Linked DNA regions of Mus musculus: region 1 is linked to region 2. Evidence: chromatin loops called from intact Hi-C (ENCODE). Cell type or tissue: heart. All regions are shown on one strand. Links, peaks and the distances in the headings refer to the core of each region. The heading gives the core; the rest is flanking DNA.

Region 1 (10,168 bases), core at 990-8,989, 330 kb after region 2:
TCCAGCAGGGCCAACTGTCATGACAGAGAGGCAGCCATGGGAGAAGGCCCTACAAGCCAGGCTCTAGTTTTCTTAAACACCAAACTAAGGTAATAATTTGACAGTCAGTTAGAATAAGTAAGAAAATAAAACAGTTCCATGATAGGGGACAGGGGACTGGCATGAAAGGGCCCATTTTCTGCATTTTAATAGAGATGCAGATGTCGGTCCCTGGTATGTCTATCAGTGCACATCCTCCTAGGGGTATACAGCGTGCTTGACCATTTTATTCTATGCACATCATACCCTGAATTAAGAACAAAGCGGATTGGCCCCCAAGAGCTTTCAGAGCAAGTTCTTAGTGACCTTTGAAGACAGTTGCAACCATCCCATCCTTCTGCCTTAGCTCCTCCACTGAGATGGCCCTACTAGAGGATCAGAAGACCAAGGTTCCAGCATGAACATCAGAATAAGACTTCTGGTCCCTGCTGGACTCACGCTCTGATACTGGTGCTGATGATATTGGTACTGATGATACTGATGCTGAAAAAGTTACCTGAGCAGAAACTTGAATAGTTCCCAAGAGGAAAACCTTCACATTTGAGAAATAAAACAAAAATCCATATCTCTAATTGCCTGTGGCACCCTGACACCCTAACTGCAATACTTCCTGCCCAGGAGGCATTTCCACTGTGTAATGAAACCCTTTATCAGCAAGGTCTCCTGGCAGCCACTGGCATTTTCAGTAGGGAGGATGGGCCAGGCCTTGGCCTGTGCCTGACACAAAGGACAGTGGGAAAAGAGTTCTAGCCCATTAGTGTGCATGCCAGACCTACCAGGAAGTCATGAGACCTCAGTTGCAGAGACCAGAATTTGATCATATCACCAGCTCGTGAAATGAGCTTGGTGAATATGATAAGGTATGAGAGCAGAAGATATGGTTCCAGGTGCACATGGACACCTTTGAATATATTTACTGTTATCTCTTGGACACTGTAAATGGTCACAAGACCTCAAGATGGTCCAATCACCTCCCATGCTCTGAAACCAGTCTTCTGCAGAATGCACACCCTCCCTCATTAAAAAAAGCAGGAAGGGGGGATAGCGAGAAGGGCTTGATTCAATGCCACTGCTCCAGGGACTTTCCAAGTCACTCAAGCACATGTCCTCAGGTGCAGCTGACTTACTTTCTGCCTCCATGTTTGTTAAAAGTCCCGCCGAATTTATTCCGATTCAGGATGAGAGCAGCAATTTCGGGCACGTAGCGGGCAAACATTGCCTACATGCATGAGACAAAGAAACAAGAGCCAAACAGAAATGGCATGCAGAGAGGCCCCTACGCCGCGGAGGCCACAAAAACCTCTTGGCATACTTACTTTCTTCCACTAACCGCGCTATAGGAGCCCCCGTATTTCTTGCGGTTTCCTATTAACTCTATGATTTCAGGGACGTAGCTGGCAAACATGGCCTGAGGAGAAGAGGGGAGACAGAGAGAGACTAAAAAGACAGGCCAAAGAAAGGGTGACCTTTTCAGAAGGGGGATACTAAGATCTGAAAACACAAAAGGATTAGACCTGCAAAGGTGCGGATTCATGTGTTGGATTATACAACAATAACAGAACAAAGGGGAAAGCTCCTGAAACCACACAGAATGAAACATACGTGAGTTGACCTAGACAGTAGAAAACAATAAACCACAGTCAAGAAAAATATAAAGGAGACAAGCGTAAATGAGCTGACATCTTGTAGAATGATGCCAAGTATTCACACACACACACACACACACACACACATTCATGACAGGCACTCATGGATACACACATGCATGGACACACACGTATGTGCACATACATACACATATGTGTACACAGGTACACATGCATGTACACGCATGCACACTTACACACACATGTATACATTTCTGTCAAAAAGTCCTTCCACATAACACTCAAAGGAGAATTTTTTATGAGTAGCTAAAGATACTAAACACTAAAAAGAAGATTTAAAAATAAACATTTTCATTTAAAAATGACTAAAAAGCATAAGAGGTCAACTTTGGAAATCACACAAGAGGAAAGGATGGATAGCAAGGAGACACGGAGCTGCCATGTTTTACCCAACAAAGTCTGTTCTGTGGCTGGATAATGGGGTCTCCTGAACTACGGGACCCTGCAGGGATGCTGCTAATGTCCACCCACACACACATTTATATACATTTTTCAAAATGTATATGTCCTATGCATACAAAACAGAGAGAAATGTATGCATCACTTCATATAAATGTGTGTGCAGTGCACATGCGCCACAGCTGTGTGTGGACTAGAATCTCAGTCACTTACCTCATACACAGAAAAAAAAAAAATCAGACTTCGCTATAAGCTACTTTGAAAGAGAAAATGAAGCAACTGTTCCCTGGAATTACATTGAATGCAGTGATTTCTTGCTACATAGGAACCAGTGAAACTTGTTCCAAGGAGAGAAATGGAGCGGGCTTTAGACACAGTTATGTCCTGACTATAATGACATTTCCTAAGTGAAGGGACCCTGCTCTTTAGGGGCAGGTGCCAGCCACAGTGTTTGTTGGAAGTTTGGGGAGGAACATTAAGGGGAGGGGAGCTCTTGAAACCGCCATCTATCTACAGAGTCTGGACAGCATCTACCAGAATCAACAGCAGCTACAATATCTGATAGTGAATTCCATTACTAAAGGACACTCTCATTTATTAATGGCATGCCTCCCTTAAAACGATTAGGTTTGCTCCTAGTGACATGGCTGTCCCCAGTGAGGACAATATGTCTGGTTCTAAGGGATAAGCATAACACTAAAGAAATATGCAACAAAGACACTATGGTATTTGGATTTAGCTCTCCTGGTTGCATTAAGGCAGTTACTTGCTTCCAGTGCAAAACACATTAAAAATACTATGTCTAAGGAAGTGGGCATTGGAAAATATTAATAATCATTAAAATAGATACAATAAGAAAGAGGGCTTTTTTTTACCAGTCCCCCGAGGATGAAGAAGACCATGAAGAGGCGTCCAAGTGTGGTTTTTGCATAAACGTCCCCATAACCCACTGTAGACATTGTGACCATGAGTAAGTAGACACATTCCCAGTACGTAAGTGCCTGGTTGTTTTGGAAATTTTCCCATGGGTCCCCTGAATTCTCCACCTACAGCAAGGGAGGGGGGAGGGAGAGAAAAGAAAGCCATCAGATGTTCATATGTACAGTATATGCAAACCAGGATGCCCAGAGCTCCTGAAAGTTGTTTTTTACATACGCTTCATATTCGCAGTACAGAATAGATGATTCTCATTGCTAGTCACTAAGGCATGATTCACCAGAAACCCCAGGGGGTATCAGGACAGGGATGAGGAGGAGCAGCGCTGGTGTGCTTTCCTACGCATCGCTGATGCTTGATACACTTTACAGCATCTCTTTAAGGCAGGTGCTAGATGCTTCCTTCTGCCAGTCCCTTGGGGATTCCTGCTGAGACTCTAGACTTTCCTTTCATTCGTGTAACTAAGAACACCAGACCCAACATCTTTGGGACACATCTACAGCCTGAATCCAAAGCATCATCTCTGCTTCTGGGACTGCTTGTCTTTCTTCACCAGAGCCCACCAGCAATTCTGAGCTCCGAGGTTTGGAAATTTCCTCCGAAACAAGAGAAGTGACCTCTTGGAAACTGCAGACACATGCACACACACACACACACACACACACACACACACACACACCATCAGAGAAATGGCTGCAGACGTCTTCAAAATGGCCCTTGAGCCAATAGTTTCTGCTTGTGCTGCAGAGTTCCTGAGGTCTGCGCAGATGCTCAGTTCTGTGAGCTTGGCTGAAGCCCAGCAGGGAGCAAAGAGTGGGGGCTACAGCAGGATTTGGGGAACCTGAGCCCAGAACTGGCAATTGGCTTCAGAAGGAACTGAATGATAAAAGGTGAAGGTTGACTAGTTACACAGGGACTGGAGACGTGGCTCAATGGTTAGGAACCATTGTTCTTGCAGAAGGACTGGAATTCAATTTCCAGCATTCACTTCTAGAGAGCCTAAAGCCCTCTGCTTCCCTCCAGGGGTACATCCACACATGTGCACATATCCCTACAGTAAAACACAGGCATACACATAATTAAAATATGTATAGGACTCTTGCAAAATCCACAATTATCTTGTTTAGCAGATGGAAACAAAGTCACTTATGCTAAGTTTTATAGTCTGGTGGGGGCTTCTTCTGATTGTAACAGTTTATGTGCAGATGAAATGTACATTTCATAGTAACTATTCTCTCTGAAAGCAGGCTAGAGAACTCTGCCTTGGGGAGGTAGGAAAGGTTTGACTTGGTAATAGCATTCAAAGAGTCATTAGTTTTTAAAAACAAAAAAACAAAAACAAAACCATTTGGGGGTTTTGAAACGACTTGAGAAGTCATCTAGCAAGACAGTCAAAAGCAGCTTTTTTGTGCGAGAGAAGTAGGGACAGATCCCAGGATTTGCATTTGTTGTTTACAAAGAGCTGTTGAAGTTCAAACTTTCAGTATAGGTGCCAGACTTTTCCTGGGCGTTTGCTGTGGAAGCACTGCCATCTTGTGGCCTTCTGAGGTTATTGCATACAGAGTGAAAAACTAGGCAAGTCTCCCTGAAGCAATACAGGTGAAGCTGAAAGATGTCGGTTGGTCCTAGGAACATTACTCACTATTTGGAACCAGTTTGAGGGGTGGAAGTTAAGGGTAGGGAATTCTGAAAATTGAGTAGCTTGTCCCACTTTCCTGTATGTACAGCTAAACTTGTCTCTTTCCAAGAAAACAAATGTTAAGTAATAAAACGGCCTAGCAAGGGCCTGCTCCATGCCAGCTACTTACCAAGTGGATGAATCCAGCTGCAGTCAGCCACGTGCTGATAAATATGGAGAGCAGATTCACCAGCTTGATGGAGTTACTGTACAAAGGAGACAAGAAGAGTCCCAAAGTTACAGAGAGAAGACCCGTATGGAACTGCCCGATGGTGTCACAGTCTCCCTTCTGGGGCAGAAGCAGGCTGCTGTCATCATAAGGAAATTTGACTCAGGGGAGAAACATTGGTCAGGAATGAGGCTCTCAACAGAGTCTGTAGGAAAATCACAGCCAGACCCTACATTAACCCCTCAAACGTTGCTAAAACTTAACTTGTCTAAAACAAAACCCTTCAAATATATATTAAAAAGAAACCAGAGAGAAGAGTAAATAAAATTTGTGTATCCTTCACCTAAATTGACATTTCCCCATGACTTCATCATCTCTGCAAGTATGTCTTATTTTCTTCAGTGTGATAATTCTTTCTGGTTGTATTTGTTTTGTTTGAGCCATTGTGTTGTGGACATCACCGCCCAACCTCTAATCACCGCGGCATTCTGCTCCGAAGAGCAGACACCATGCAGTAGAATCTGGACACATCTGTATATCAGAAAACGAACTGAATTCAGCAATGCGATCTAGCATACAATCCCAATTTAAATGCCAGTTGTCCTGAAGTTATATTTAATGGTGTTTCCATCACGTTCATCTTGCAGAAAAGAACTCTGTCTCCCACCTCCTGTTCTCCCATTCCCGGCCCTATGCAGCCTGTGGTGCTTTGAATAGGTATGGCCCCCATACATTCATGTGTTTGAATGCTTGGCCCAGAGGAAGCACTATTAGGAGGTGTGGCCTTGTTGAAGTGGGTGTGGTTTTGTTGGAGAAAGTGTGCCGCTGTAGGGGTGAGCTTTGAGATCTCATATGCTCCAGCTATGCCCAGTGTGGTACACAGTCACTTCTACTGCCTGTGGATCAAGACGTACAACTCTCAGCCCATTCACCAGCACCACATCTGCCCGCAGGCTGCCATGCTTCCCACCATGATGATAATGGACTGAACGTCTGAACTTTAAGGCAGCCCCAATTAAATGTTTTCCTCTATAAGGGTTACTGCCGTCAGAATATCTCTTCACAGCAACAGAAACCCTAAGACACAACCCCCGCAGAAGCTAATCCTTCTCTTTGGGTAATCCATCTATGGTAACACTGCCCTCTTTCTGCCTATTTCTTTCTCTTGGGTAATATATTATCTACTTTCTAATGGCTTAGAAGGTTAACAATGGTGACATCTGAGACTTTCACAGTATGTACGCAGTGCACCCACACACCATCATGCTGATGTTTGATGTATACTGACTAATTTCTCATAGGATCCTTCAAGATCATCTGGGGGAACTGGGAAACTGACAAGTTTAGTTCAGTAGGCCCCACAGTTGGAGATGGAAATGTGGCCATTTCAGCCACTTTCAGATCTATTACTGCACAGCCACAGTGTCATGTCAGTGGCATTGATGGCTGCTAGCTTTTGGATCCTGAGCATACCGCTAAAAGGGCAGGATGGAGGCTGTTGTTGCTCAGCCTGGGGAATTCGTAAGGGAGGCCTCCTAACAAAGGCTGCGATCATGTTTCCTGGGTGGAGCATGAGGAATGGAGCTTTCTCTGCTTGTATTTATATAACTGAAGAGAGGAATCCAAGTTCCCGGTTTGCCTGGCATTGATTCTGACAGTTCAGGACAAGAATGAGTAAACACTTCCAAAGTTGTGGGTGAAACTAGCCTTTTGAGGTGTGTGGGATGACATCCTCGGGGTTGGAAACCATATGCCAGCAAAACAGCAGACTGTCCATCCTGGGCATCTTGGTCCTCGCCAGGATCACCCACCATTTGTGGTCCCTGAGGACTGCTGGGGCTTTTTGATGTACTAAGTATTTGCTTGCGTCCTCCCCCTCTTCACTCTTTCTGCTAATGCAGGTGGTAGGTGAGAACACCACTGTCACTCACTATTGAGGAAACCGAGCATTAGGGGGTGTAGATAGCTTGCCTGGGAATCACAGCTACAAGTGGCAGGCCTCATCTAAGTAGCTTGGGAACACACTATAGGAAGCCTCAGGGATCCTCTTTTCCCTTACCCTGTAGTTTGCCCATCATCACTTCCTAACGACCAATCTCCCCACAGCTACTGACATGGGAGACCAAGGTGTCCACCAAGGACTTCCTTTACTAAATAATCCAGTGGAATTCAGCCAACATCAACATCAGCCAACAGAGAAGCCTGCCAGAGTTTTCAGGAACTTTGTGGAAGAGAGTTCTAATCCATCTCAGATACAATCCTTGAGAAGACCTCCAGAGAACAAACCCAAAAGAGATGAAGAGAGGAGCAGAATCTTAAGGAGGGAAGCTGACAGCCTGAGTGCAGATATGCCAAAAGTCTGTCACTCCCTCTGGGACCCAGTCACTCTGCCACTTGCCTAGACACAATTGAAATGGCTCACATCTAGAATGTTCTCAGAGAACATACGAATTGGCCATATCCGCCCACTTTGTGACCTGATACGGTTAGCTCCAGGGCTCTGGATGCTGTGGTATGAAGCTAGCACTCCCAAGCACAAGGCTGCTTGTGCTAACTCCTGACCTTCAAGCCTTTTCCAGACATCTCAATGAGTCACTCTGTGCTTCACCTCATATCAAGCGAAGTTCTCTGACAGAGAATGGAATTGCCAACTGAAAAAACAGAAGTTTGAGGCTTACCCTGTCTCATCAGCTATGTTACCACTAAACCTTGCTCCAGGCAAATTTCTCAATGGAAAATCAAAGCAGAGCAGCCCATTCCCCTGTCTCTCCCTTTCGAGCCCCCTAAGACGTGATCTGATATTGAAGAGAAGCAAGTAGTAGGGAGAGCAGGTAGCCTATGGCAGAGAGAGGAGAGGCATGTGCTGCTCTCTATTTCCAGGGGAGAATTCAACACCTAATTGAGTCACTTACAGACTCCCAGATCCTCAGGGCCTGCGAAAGCACTGCACCATCAAAAACCATGCAGAGTCTTTTCAAGATATTAAATCTACTGACGTCTCTTGGTGCTTTGGGGAAATGGCCTAAATATGGTGATTATTAATCTCTAAATGATTGTCACTGGGACATTAATGGTGCTTAAGGGAGCTCTTGCTGAGTGCAGAACATTTAATCACCACTGCTGAGACAGACCAGGTTTGTTGTGGAAATCTGATTAATTGTATGACATCAGCAACATCACAGATTGTTCGCACGAGGAAGTGGACTTCCAAGCTGAACCCTATGACCAAGTTAATATCTGAAAGCTATGTAGAAAACCTGCAAGATTAACCCCAATGATGGGTGTTCTCTGTCCGCTGGGATGTGGACTTTGACATCTGGAAGATGACTGCTTCAAAGGAGGGAGGGGTTGCCAGCAGAAGACATTGAGTATTTGTGGCAAAAAGAGTCATTGGAGATGGCTATCTGCAGCCTTCCTGGCCAAGCCCAAAGGCTTGAATCAAACATGAAATTATCAGTAGTTAGAGTGGCACTGACCATGCAGAGTCTAGCTCCTTGCTTTGAAGGAGAGATTGTGATCCGATCATGAAAACCTGCCCCCTCTTTTTGTAAGTGTCATTTCTGTGTTTTTATGGAAACTTGTGAATTCCCATACATGAATTCTCCGTGGCTGTTCTGGTTTGGTATATGTCTTAGTTACTTTTCTGTTGCTATCATAAGATACCAGGACTAAAGCAATTGATAGAAAAAAAGCATTTATTGGGGCAAGTCCATAGCCATTATGTCTGGGAGCATGGCAGCAGATATGCAGGTATGGCCCTAGAGCAAAAGCTGGGAGGATCCATCCTTATCACTAGGCAAGGGGAAGGGACTGGTGTGGCCTTTGACACTTCAAAGTAACACACCTCCTTCAACAAGGCCCCACCTCTCAATCCCTCCCAAACAGTTCTACCAAACTAGAAACAAGTATTCAAATACATGAGCCTCTAGAATCCATTCTTATTCAAACCACCACAGGAGGACATGTTTCCCAAGGGCTCATAGGTTAAGAGGACTTGTTCCTCACCTGGTGATACTATTTTGGGAGAGTCTGAAAACTTTAGGAAATGGGGCTTAGATGGAGGAAGTAGGTTAGAAATATTAGAAGCCATGTATTCCTGGTGGCTACATCTTGTCTCTGATGTCTTCTCCCATTTTCTACTTATTTTCCCTCTCTCTAGGTAGCTATGAGGTGACCAACTTTGCTTTCTCAGGACACTCCACTTTGCCACCAGGCAGGAGCAACAAGGCTAGCCAACCATGGGTCAGAAACCTCTGAAACTCTGAGCTCAAATAATTTTCCTTGCTTATGTTGTTTTCTCAGGAATTTTGGCACAGTCTGACTAACACTGAACTCCAGTCATTGATATGGGTGGACAGAGTGATTCATCAATAGGCAAGCGATAGTCTGACTGATCAGTGACCTTTCCCAGGACCCCTAGGTGCTGGGAGAGAGTCTGATTTCGAAAATTATATCAGTAAAGCCAAAGCTGCCAAGGGTTCATCTCTGCCCTTACAGAAAATAGAACATGTCCTGGTGAACCTTGAAAATGCCAGCCACTTTGCACAAGAAAGCACAAATTCTGCCCTCTTGCTGACTGCTACCTTGCTTCTGGTTGAGGGCACAGCCAGGAGCCAACAGCCATTTTTATCTTTTCCTTGCAACATTTGCTAGGTAGCTAAGAAGTGTCCCAATTTAAAGCATTGACTGGACCAGGTCACACTGAGATTAATGAACTTTGTGATACAAAATGAATCAAAATCTGTTGGGAGCCGCCCCCACATTCGCCGTCACAAGATGGCGCTGACATCCTGTGTTCTAAGTGGTAAACAAATAATCTGCGCATGTGCCAAGGGTATTTTACCACTGCATGTACTCTGCCTTTCCCGTGACGTCAACTCGGCCATGGGCTGCAGCCAATCAGGGAGTGATGCGTCCTAGGCAAAGAATAATTCTCCTTAAAAGGGGATGGGGTTTCCGCCATTCTCTCTCTTGCTCTGCGCTCTGGCGCTCTGACGCTCTGGCGCTCTGGCTCCTAAAGATGTAAGCGGGGGGCTTTCGTTTTTGGGGCTTGGGGCTTGCGCTCCTGGCTCCTGAAGATGTAAGCAATAAAGTTTTGCCGCAGAAGATTCTGGTTTGTTGTGTTCTTCCTGGCCGGTCGTGAGAACGCGTTTAAGAGTTGGTGCCGAAATCCGGGACGAGAAAATCCGGGACGAGAACCCGGGACGAGAAAATCCGGGACGAGAAAATCCGGGACGAGAAAAGCCGGGAAGAAGAAACCCGGGACGAGAAAATACAAGA
Region 2 (10,168 bases), core at 1,107-9,106:
CAGACTCTATAATAACACTGACAAAATAGATAAGCCAGTCAAATGCTTATAAAGAACCAGCATGTCCCAGGCACCGTTCTACAATAACCTGGAGTTATTGTCTTTAAGTCTCATAACAAAAGTACATAATTTGTCTACATTTTACAACTGAAGAAACAAACATAGGAAGAAATCAACTACATTATTTACTTAGTGTGAGTGTGTGTGTGTGTGTGTGTGTGTGTGAGAGAGAGAGAGAGAGAGAGAGCGAGCATATGTGTGTATGTGTTTGTAGGTATATGTGTGTGCAGATACATATTTGTGTATACAGGCATATATGTGTGTGTAAGTGTGTGGAGGTATGAGGACAAGTTGTGAGTGCCAGATATTTCTTTAACCACGTGGGTCCTGGATAAAGAAATCAGCTCATCAGACTTAGCAGCAGGAGCTTGTGCCCAATAAAGAATTGAAACGTAACAACCAAGAAACTTACCCATGATCCCAGACTTGATGGTGTTTGGGCTCATGCTTGTTTCAGTTCAAAACAAATGTGTCTCCCCAGCAATGAGTGATGATACCGTCAGAGTAGTACATACACTAAATCCCAACTTCTTGATCTCTCTCCCACTGAAACAGAGGGGGCTCGAGTTGTCCTTATGCCTTAACTTCCTCACTTCTTAAAGAAAGTGATTTCTTTACATAACCTTCATCTGAGAAATCTAAATACATGGTGGATAGGAAAGTGTGGAGTTCAACATGAAGTCTGCAAATGAGTCTGATATGTTTATACTAAATGAAAAGAAAATGGACATCATATAAGCACCAAAGTCAGTTTCTTTTATCCTTCAGTGATGCCTTTTAGAATATATAAGTATGAGATGGGGTGAAAAAATCCCTAAACTCAGTGATTTGAAATAAATTTTTGAGGAGATAGATGTATAGATTTATAAAGTATTGATCAATATAACCTGTATTCATATATATATAGTAGAAATAATATGAATATAGAATTATATATGTATAAAATTATTTGTCATTATCAACATGCTTGTTTCTTTTATAGGCCTCATCTTTCACAGCTATACCCAGAGCGTGGAAACTCTCACCCCTTACTGCTTCGTCCATATGGTCTCTGCTGCTTGTTTCCTGTCTACTTTGTAGTCCCTAACTTCGCTTAAAAGCATTTCTAATTTTCTCACTTTGAAAAGTGAATTGTAAAATGCAGTTTAAATAAGGAATGTTTTGTACCAAGAAAACTAAGGCCTTATTTCGTACACACACCCCAACAACAAATGCCAAAAGCATCATAGATTTGAGGCTCATGAATAATGTATATCATCCAATTAACTACAAACGCTGTTGAGTTCTTGTGACTGGTAGGCAATGCTAGTTCTGGCCTTAGCATGGGTATCAAGGCTGAAGGGCAAAAATACAGCTTGGAGAGGCAAATGTGTGTGCATGTGTGCATGTGTTCATGTGCTTATATGTGACAACTAAACTCCTGAAACCTGTAGCATGCTCATTATGCCCAGGGAGATAAAGTTCCCATGCCAAGTATATAGAGAGATGTGAGAATTTTCTCAACCATAAACAGACCTCATCTTAAATTTCTGCATCTCCAAACCTTCTCCTTAATAGCTTAGTTGTTGGTCGCTCACCCTGTCCCCAGCTTGCAAACCATCAAGTCTAATTGGCCAGCTCCCTTCGCTTCCAAGCTGGAATGCCTAAGATGAGTGGCCTCTAGAGACTCCAGCTGAGACTCCAGCAGTGACTATCCATAGCTATAGCTCATTCCCCATTCTCTCCTTTCAGCTCAATTAAAGGTTCTCTCTCTCTCTCTCTCTCTCTCTCTCTCTCTCTCTGTGTATGTTGGGGTGCCTATGTATGTGTTAATACATAGATTCATGTGTCTGTACAGGTGAATGTGCAGGTATATGACCAGGTATGTATGTGAATGTGGAGGCCAGAGGACAACCTTGGCTATTGTTTCTCAGACACCTTGCTGTTTTATTGTTTTGTTTTCTTTTATTCTCTGAGATAGGCTTTCTTACCAACTCAGATCTTGCCAAATAAGCAAGGCTTGATGGTCAGTTAGCTCCAGGAAACTCTTATCTCCCTAATCCTTACTCCCTAACGCCGGTGCAAGTGTATATGACACCACACCTGGAGCTTGTTTATTAAAACAAATGAGCAAACAAAGAAACAATTCTGGGAACCAAACTTGGGCCCTCATACTTGCAAGGCAAGCATTTTGCCGACAGCCATCCCCTGACATTAAGGAACTCTGTTTCAACAACCAATCTTCTTAGCTCTCTTCTGAAGGCTACTGAATTAGATGTGTTTTCACTTACCAAAACCACAGGCCAGGAGGACTGATACCAAGGCATAGTTGCCACACACCCTGACATTTTACTCCCAGAACTTCATTTTCCCCATCAGAAATAAAAGAAGGTAAGCAAATGTAGCCAGGATAGCTGCACACCCAAAAGCCGTATTCTTGCCGCATGGATGACATCCCATGTACATGTTAGTGATTATTCTTTGGCTTTGAGTGTATACATGCCCTCACTTACAGCTTTATAAATGGACATGAGGGATCCCCAGAGTGTGGGCTGCTCTGATCCTCATTAACATCATTCATAAAAGTATCCATCCATCAGGGTTTCCATTTGTAGGATTTAGTTGTGCCAAGTCACAGAGCAATGCAGTGGTTCCTTGTCATTATGCCATCTAATAAGGAATGCTGGAGACAGAATGGGGGTGGGGAGGTGCTGGGGGAGTTGAAATTTCTCCTTATAACTCAGGACTGACAAGTGCTGCCCAGCATCTCTCGGTGGATCCAATTTAACACCAGAGGAAGCAGTGACTCAGACTAACTTAAATATCTCAGGACGAGTTTCACCTTCTCCTAGGAGGCCATAACAGTTCAATTGCATAAGTGCAAATTTATTGAAAGTGGTTTGCTGCTTAGCTTCTCTCTATTGGCAGTAATGGAGTTTAAATTTATAGCAGGCTGATGAATTTCAGATAAGAGAACCATTACCTTACAACAACATTAAGGAAAAATATATAACTGTGATTGCTGAACCTCGAATGTGTATTGTTGGAATGAGGGGAGATGGATGATGGGGGCTGACATTTGCAAATGCAATCCCTTTCCATCCTCACGGTGCTAGCCCAGGATCTTGAAAGCCTGGCAGATTCAAGAAAGGGCTGGGGATAACGATGCTTTATAGCAAAAGAGTGGGGATAGGAGATAATCTATGGGAAAGGGATCTTTCTTTCTCTTTAGTAATATAATTGGAGGTATCTCTCGGCAATGTGCCAAAGCTGTAGCACAGACTTAGGTCGTTCATTTTTGGTACTTATAATGCATCTCTCCTGTGGTTATTTTTCCTCGGGATAAGACTTTGTCTTTCCACAGGGTGAGACTCTAGCACTATACAGATTAAAATGATGACTGCAAGCACAGCAGAGAGGTTCAGGGAGACCTGGGCTTCTCTGTTACTTGAAGTTATATGGAAAAGAGAGAGCACTAGAGTGAGAGCTGGAGAGAGAGAGAGAGAGAGAGAGAGAGAGAGAGAGAGAGAGAGAGAGGAGGCATTGAAATAAGGTGATGACGGTGAGTCCTGTCAGGGTTTAAATGGTCATACAAAACGAACTCTTTAAGTTAAAAAAAAAAAGATACAGTTTTGCTGTGCATAAGGTGACAAGGGAAGTGAAAAATAAGTGTGTGTGTGTGTGTGTGTGTGTGTGCGCGCGCAGGGGGAGGAATCCCATAATAGAACATAAGTTTCAGATTATGAAGTGAGCTTAAGAATGTCCCCTGATTCTCATATGCACGATGTGAGAGAACTTCTTTGGAGACTATGCACACTTATGTATGCCAGTATATTCATCCATGCCTGTGTGTATGGACACCAGAGGTCAATGTCAAGTGTTTTTCTATATGGATCTCTGTAGTATTTTTGAGACAGGATCTTGGACTGTAGCTAAAGATCCCTGGTTTGGCAATACTGGCTGACCAGCAAGTCCCTGGATTCTGCCCGTCCCTGTCCCCATCTGTATGGCTACAAGCACATGCTATGGATACTGGGCATTCAAACACAAGTCTTCATACTTGCACAGCTGATGCTTTACACACTATGCCACCAACCTAGCCCTCATAGAACTTGTTTTTAGGTTCTTTTGTATATGAGGTGATGGATACGTTACTGAGTTTGAATTATTTATTCATGTGTATGCTCAAAAAAATCTCACCATCCCACAAAATACATGCAATTATTTTTTCAATTTTACTTTTATTTTATGTGCATTAGTGTTTTGTCTGCATATGTCTGTCTGTATGAGGGTGTCAGATTTTGGAAGATCAATCAGTGCTCTTAACCACTGAGCCATCTATCCAGCCCTGTAATTATTACCTACTAATGTAAAAATTTAAGAATAAGAATTGAAAAACACTATTGTTTCCAGGAAGTTGGCTTCCTTGGGGTGTTTACTATGCACAGAGGTACATGGCAGGTCCACCTCAGAGGTACAGTGATCTACAGTGACTTCAAGGACCAGACTCTTGTTCTCCTCACTAAGGAGTCCTTCTGTGGCTATTCAAGGAGAGGGAGAACTTCACACAGGTTCTCAGGAAACTACTCTTGGGGTGACTTCTCTGTGGTCCTCTCTCAGCCTAGACAAGGCTTCATCTGTACAGTACAGTGTGAGGAAAACCAGCCACACATTTCTCTGAAAATGAGAAGCCTCAGAGAAAACAGTTCAATTCTCTTCATCTCCCTGAGCCCGATGGCTGACCAGAGGAAGCTATGAAAATGATGAGGTCAGTTAGGACCCCAGGTCCTCAGACTCTTGTTCCTCTCAGGACACCACAGGCAGAGAGTGGAGGGAAGAGATTTACCAAATCCTGGGTCTCCTCTAATCCCTCATGTGTGGCTGCTTCTGTGTGGCACAAACTGTTATCCATCACCAGAGGAGGCCTGGCAGTCAGTTTTAAAAGAGAAACCCCAGCTTGCTGCAAATAATAACAGGGGAATTTGTGATGAATGAATAGTTCATTTTGTAGTTATACACAGAGCGATTTTTTTTTTTTTTTTTTTTTTTTGCATAGAGAGGGGGCTGAGTTCAGTTGGCTACTCATTTATTTGGAAAAGAACCAATTATTAATTGAATCTAGCAATGTCTGAGAGAACTCAGAGAAGTAAACAGCTTGGCGCTTTGCTGGTTCTTTTCTCAGCTAACAAATGGCTTTCGGTGTGGCCCAAGCTTGGAAGGCCTTGATACTGGCATTCCTGGTTGAAGCAATTGACTGGGGGTCCTTGTTATAAATAATAGCTCAAAAGAGGTCCACACAACATGGTCTTTAATTGAAAATAGTATTTCAAATGCAAATAGCAAGACAGTAATCTATGTGGCCCCCAGGATGCCAATTGTAATTTTTCTTTTGAGCCTCTGAAGTCCTACAAATAAGTTTGTGCATGTGTGTATGTGTGGACACATGCGTATAGGTGTATGTACATGTGCAGTCAGAGATTGACAGCAGGTGTCATCCAAACTCCATCTCCATCATCTGAGTCAGACTTTCTCAACCTGGAGTTTACTGATGTAGCTAGCAATCCCCAGGGACCCCTCTGCTGCCTCCTCTCAGCCACCATACTCTGCTTTAATTTCTTACTTTTTAAAGTAAGTTATGGGGATCGGAACTCAGGTCCTCTTGCTTGCATAGCCAGCACTTAATTGAGCCATTCCTGAGCCCCATAAGCTTGTTTCTTAATTGAAGTCAATAGATAACTTTTAAACTTGGGTAATGGATGCTAACAGTAACAAAACATAATGTGTGTGTTTGTTTGTGTGTGTGTGTATTTTTGTGTGTGCGAACTAACGCAATTTTTAAGGTACTAGAAAAGCAATAGATTACTTTATTCATTTATCAGCTCAGCTTCCTAAAGGAGTTAGGACTTGCAAAAATGAATTGACTCTGCCTCTTTGTGCCCCATCTGGGCTTATAGGATTTAGTAACATGGCGCTTCTGGATTAAGAAGGACAGATCGCCTTTTTATTTTTTCCTAGCCCCATTTTAATTTTTCTCAAAACTCATAAAATATCATGAGAGTGCTTTTTAATTTTTTTCTGAAAAGCAGGAAATCGTAAGATTGATAAATAGGTTAATGTGAGCCTGATGGCTTGGTTAATTAATCACGGAGCTGAGGGACCACTGCAATTCATGTCAATTCAGACGATTTTCAGGAAATGATTTGAATCAATTGCTAATGAAATTGAGAAATTTAGGAGCCACTTTCTGACTTCCCAATGACAGGACTCATATTTAACTCAAGAGATGTGACAGTTAATGACAACATAAAAGTGCTATGAATTATTTTCCAGATCATGGGAAAATTACAGCATCTCCCCAGTGAAATGGGCCTCAGCTCATCAGCCAGAAAATAAACAGCCTTAATCACAGGCTAGGAACGCCATGATGCCGTTTAAAACCCCAGTTCTTTCGGAAATAAACAAAGACAATACTCCTTGGGAATAGTGCAATATTTCATAATGCTGTCCTTAATACAGAGTGATAGATGAACATAGCACAGCAGAATTACAAGCAAAAGACTACATGTGGAAATTACCGTGGTTTGTTATTCTTTCTCTAATTACTTTACACCGGTAGCTCTCACGCTTCCTCATCATACAGTTCCTCATGCTTTGGTGACCCCTCAACCATACCATTATTTCTGTCGTTACTTCATAACTGTAAGTTTGCTACCATTGTGATTCGTGATGTAAGTATCTGATATGCAGATGGTCTCCGTGAGTCTTCACCAACAGGTTGAGAACCACTGCCCTAAGACCTTAAAATAGATGAACCTTCATTTTTCCACTTCTTTAATTCTTGAGCTGAGTTTCCCAACCCTTTTTATATATTCTATATCATTCCATTACTTTTCATTTCAGGTTAGACTTTTAAGTTAATTTAAAGCTACATCCAGATATAACAAGACAGTTGTTGTGTGCTAATTAAATATCAATGGCAAGTGTGCTGATCAATATTTAATCTAATTAAGGTGTACACGAGGCAACAGCACTGTGTAATTAACTCAAAACAGCACCAGCAATCGGTGCATCTTTAAATTTTTTATTAATATATTTGTTAAGAATTTTTAGATCATGCTGTTTTATGGGCTTGCTTGAGAGATATAAAATGAAAATGTTTGTCAAGATGCTACTAGAGCAACTACTAAATGCAGCTTTTAATCATCTTAACAGTCTTTAAGGTTCCTGTATGGATCCAACACTCCATAAGTATGAAAGATGGCCTCACCATGAACAAGAGTCCACACAAGCAGCTAGCCTCATATAGTATCCTGTGCTGCTTTGCAAGAATAACCTGTGAGAGGGCTGATGCATACAAGAGACTTAATTTAGCTTCAGAATATTATAAGATTATTCTGTGAAAAGTTAGAGAAGAATATGCCAAGCAATAAATATTGTGGGATTGCTCTAACATGGGAATTTTAATATGGTAGCATCACAAACTCCTATGAGACTCCAAGTTAGTAAAGGTGAACTTTGATGAGAGAAGCCTTCTCTTCACTGAAATCGTTTGCATTTGGTGTGGTTTACAGATACCCACACAGGTGACAGTAAGCTCTGACCCAAGAAAAGGCAGAGTGCATAGACAATAACATGGGTAGGACTGTAAAACCTGCCTCGGTACTGAGTAAATTAAGGTGAAGGACAGACTCAAAGTCATATAATTTGTAGAATTGTTTCTTGGATGGTTTGCAATCTTACACCATAAACATCCTTGAACTAGATAGATGCCATGAAGCTACCCATTGCATATACATTCGGCTCTTCTCTGTGGTCCCCATGGTTATTGGACACTCCAACAATGTCAAACATTTTGTATATACCAACCAATATAAAGAGTAATTTGGTAAAAAAAAAAAAAAGTAGTTCTATTTCAACTTATGTTGCCTCCTTCAAGCTTAGCATTTTATTGTTGAAAGAGTAAAAGAAGATCCTGGGGCAATTTACTGTTCTCCACCTTGCTTAGCATGTATGTCTTGCTTAAGTGCTGGGCTGACATTTCTATGTTTTTATCTCTGTGAATGAAGAGGTGAGGATAACTCATACTCTCATTCTCCTTCATACCTATGAGTGATGGAGAGAGGGTTCAGCCATCATAGATTATGTACACCACATATTTTCTCCTCTCTCTTCAGGAGGGCTGCAAATGCTGGAGATGACAGTTACAGAAGATGGAAAAGCCATAAAAGCTGGGGGCTAAAGATTTTCCCAACAGCAGCAAACTTTTAAATACTTCTATGTGACTGTGTTGGTAATGAAGCCATCAGGACATGCAAGGCAAGCTAATGAGGCTGGTTGGGAGAGATCTCCCTCACTTCTGGTTTTCCAAAAATCTGATAATTAAAAATATCTTGAGTCTGCAATGTCTCCTGTCTTATCAGCCCTTTATAGCTAGATGGCTTTTAGACCTAGGCCACTGTTAAGGTCAACTAAGAGGAAGGCTCACACTGCCCTTGGTTCCCTAGGTTCCTGTCTAAATTTACTATGGTGGTGGCCGGGCTGGAGACTCAGGGCGTTCAGTCCCAGAGGCAAGGGGAAAGTGCTGACTAAATATGGAAGAGGAAGAGGAAGAGGAAAGGCCTACATATGTTTGACTTCAGACACACAGCATTATCTACTCACAGGAATGACACAATGAAATGACCAATATTTGATTGCATTTTTCATATTTAAAAAATGTTCACTAAAGATCTTTTGAAGTACAGGAGAAATGAATAGTTTACATTAAAAAGGAAAAGAAAATAAAAATCTTAGTCTGAAGCAAAATGCACAAGTAGGTATTTAGAGGAGTCTCCTCTAAGTGACATTTGGATTTCTTATAATGAAACCGTGATAACTGGTCTGTTACCTCACTCAGCATTTTCCTCCAAAGAAAAACTGGACTTTTATTTTTCTGGAATTTTCTTCAGTCTTGCCTTCTGCTACCTTATCCCCTACAACCTGCTCCCACATTTTTGGGACAAGGTATCACTATAAAATGAGAGGCTGTCCTGTGACTATGTGACCTAGACTGGCCTTGAACTCACAGCTCTCCTGTCTTTGCTTCTAGAGTGTTTGTGCTACAGGCATGAATAAGCACATGAGGTTCAAATATTTGCTTTGTATTATTGGCTTCATTAAGGCATATTTTATATATCAAAAATCATCATCAAAATATTGGTAGAACTATCTATGGATTGCTGGATAGTAGGTAGGTAGATACATAGATGATAGAAAAGTAGGAAGAAAGAAAGAGAAAGAAAAGAAAAAATGGAAGGAAGGAAGGAAGGAAGGAAGGAAGGAAGGGAGACCATTATAATAAAAATGACTAATATCTACCATTATTCCATTACACAATGGAATCTTTTAATCCTTTCCTATAAAGGCCTCTTTTATTCCTTTGCTACCAGTCCAGTCCATACCCAAGCCAAAACAACCACAAAATTAGTAGCTGTTGCTGTAGCTTCCAGCATTTTATTTCAATGGAATTGCAGAATCAATAGTTTCTATATCAGGCCCCTTTAGCTTCACAGAATGCATTTAGGATTTATCATGTCACTGATTCAATGCCTTCTACACAGCTGAGTACAGCTTCTGAAGTTGATGGCCCACAATATGTTTATCTACTAACTATCCACATGCCCCTGCTCTGTTTCCGGACTGTAGTGATGATGATTAAGTAGATATGAGTATTTGTGTGCAAGTCTTTTGATAGGCATGTTTTCATATTCTGTAATTACTGCTCAATATTGGGAAGGCTGGGTTGAGTGTTAACAGTATGCTTAATTGTGTTAAAAACCACCAAGTGCTTTTCAAAGCAGTTATGTGAGTCTGTGATAATGCCACTTCATAACCTTGCCAGCACAAAACTGCTCTTCTTTCCATTCCGGCTGCTCTTCTGGGCGTGTGGGAGTGTTTAATTCTGGTTTAAATATTCCACTTGTATTTTGGAGAAATACTCACTATCTTTTCATGAGCTCATTTGGTTGTTTACTGTCTTTGATGAAGAATCCATTCAAGTAATTTGCTCTTCAATGGATTCATTGTAAAATTGAATATATACACACAATATATAAACACCAGCTTTGTAAATTTCTAATCAGTATGGGAC

What was found. A loop is a pair of places that touch in the nucleus more often than their neighbours do. Peaks named below come from ENCODE experiments on the same cell type or tissue, not always from the same donor. Only the 100,000 strongest peaks of a DNase experiment are listed, where the experiment ranks them.
Region 1: it touches region 2 in a loop (2.3-fold over the local background); 2 of 42 quality-filtered maps call a loop at or near these places.

What each region holds. Positions count from the first base shown.
Region 1 is chr14:23,525,370-23,535,537 of GRCm38, forward strand. It overlaps Kcnma1 (potassium large conductance calcium-activated channel, subfamily M, alpha member 1), which reads right to left. Exons shown (of 28, transcript NM_001253364.1): 7 at 4,850-4,925; 8 at 2,981-3,151; 9 at 1,356-1,447. Among named protein-coding and RNA genes, the nearest start is that of 5430425E15Rik, 20 kb to the left of the region's middle. In heart, for the core only: a CTCF peak has its summit at 4,581 (motif pointing left); no DNase peak of the experiment used is centred there; H3K27me3 peaks cover 458 bases.
Region 2 is chr14:23,193,664-23,203,831 of GRCm38, forward strand. No RefSeq gene overlaps it. Among named protein-coding and RNA genes, the nearest start is that of Gm10248, 100 kb to the left of the region's middle. In heart, for the core only: a CTCF peak has its summit at 5,526 (motif pointing right); no DNase peak of the experiment used is centred there.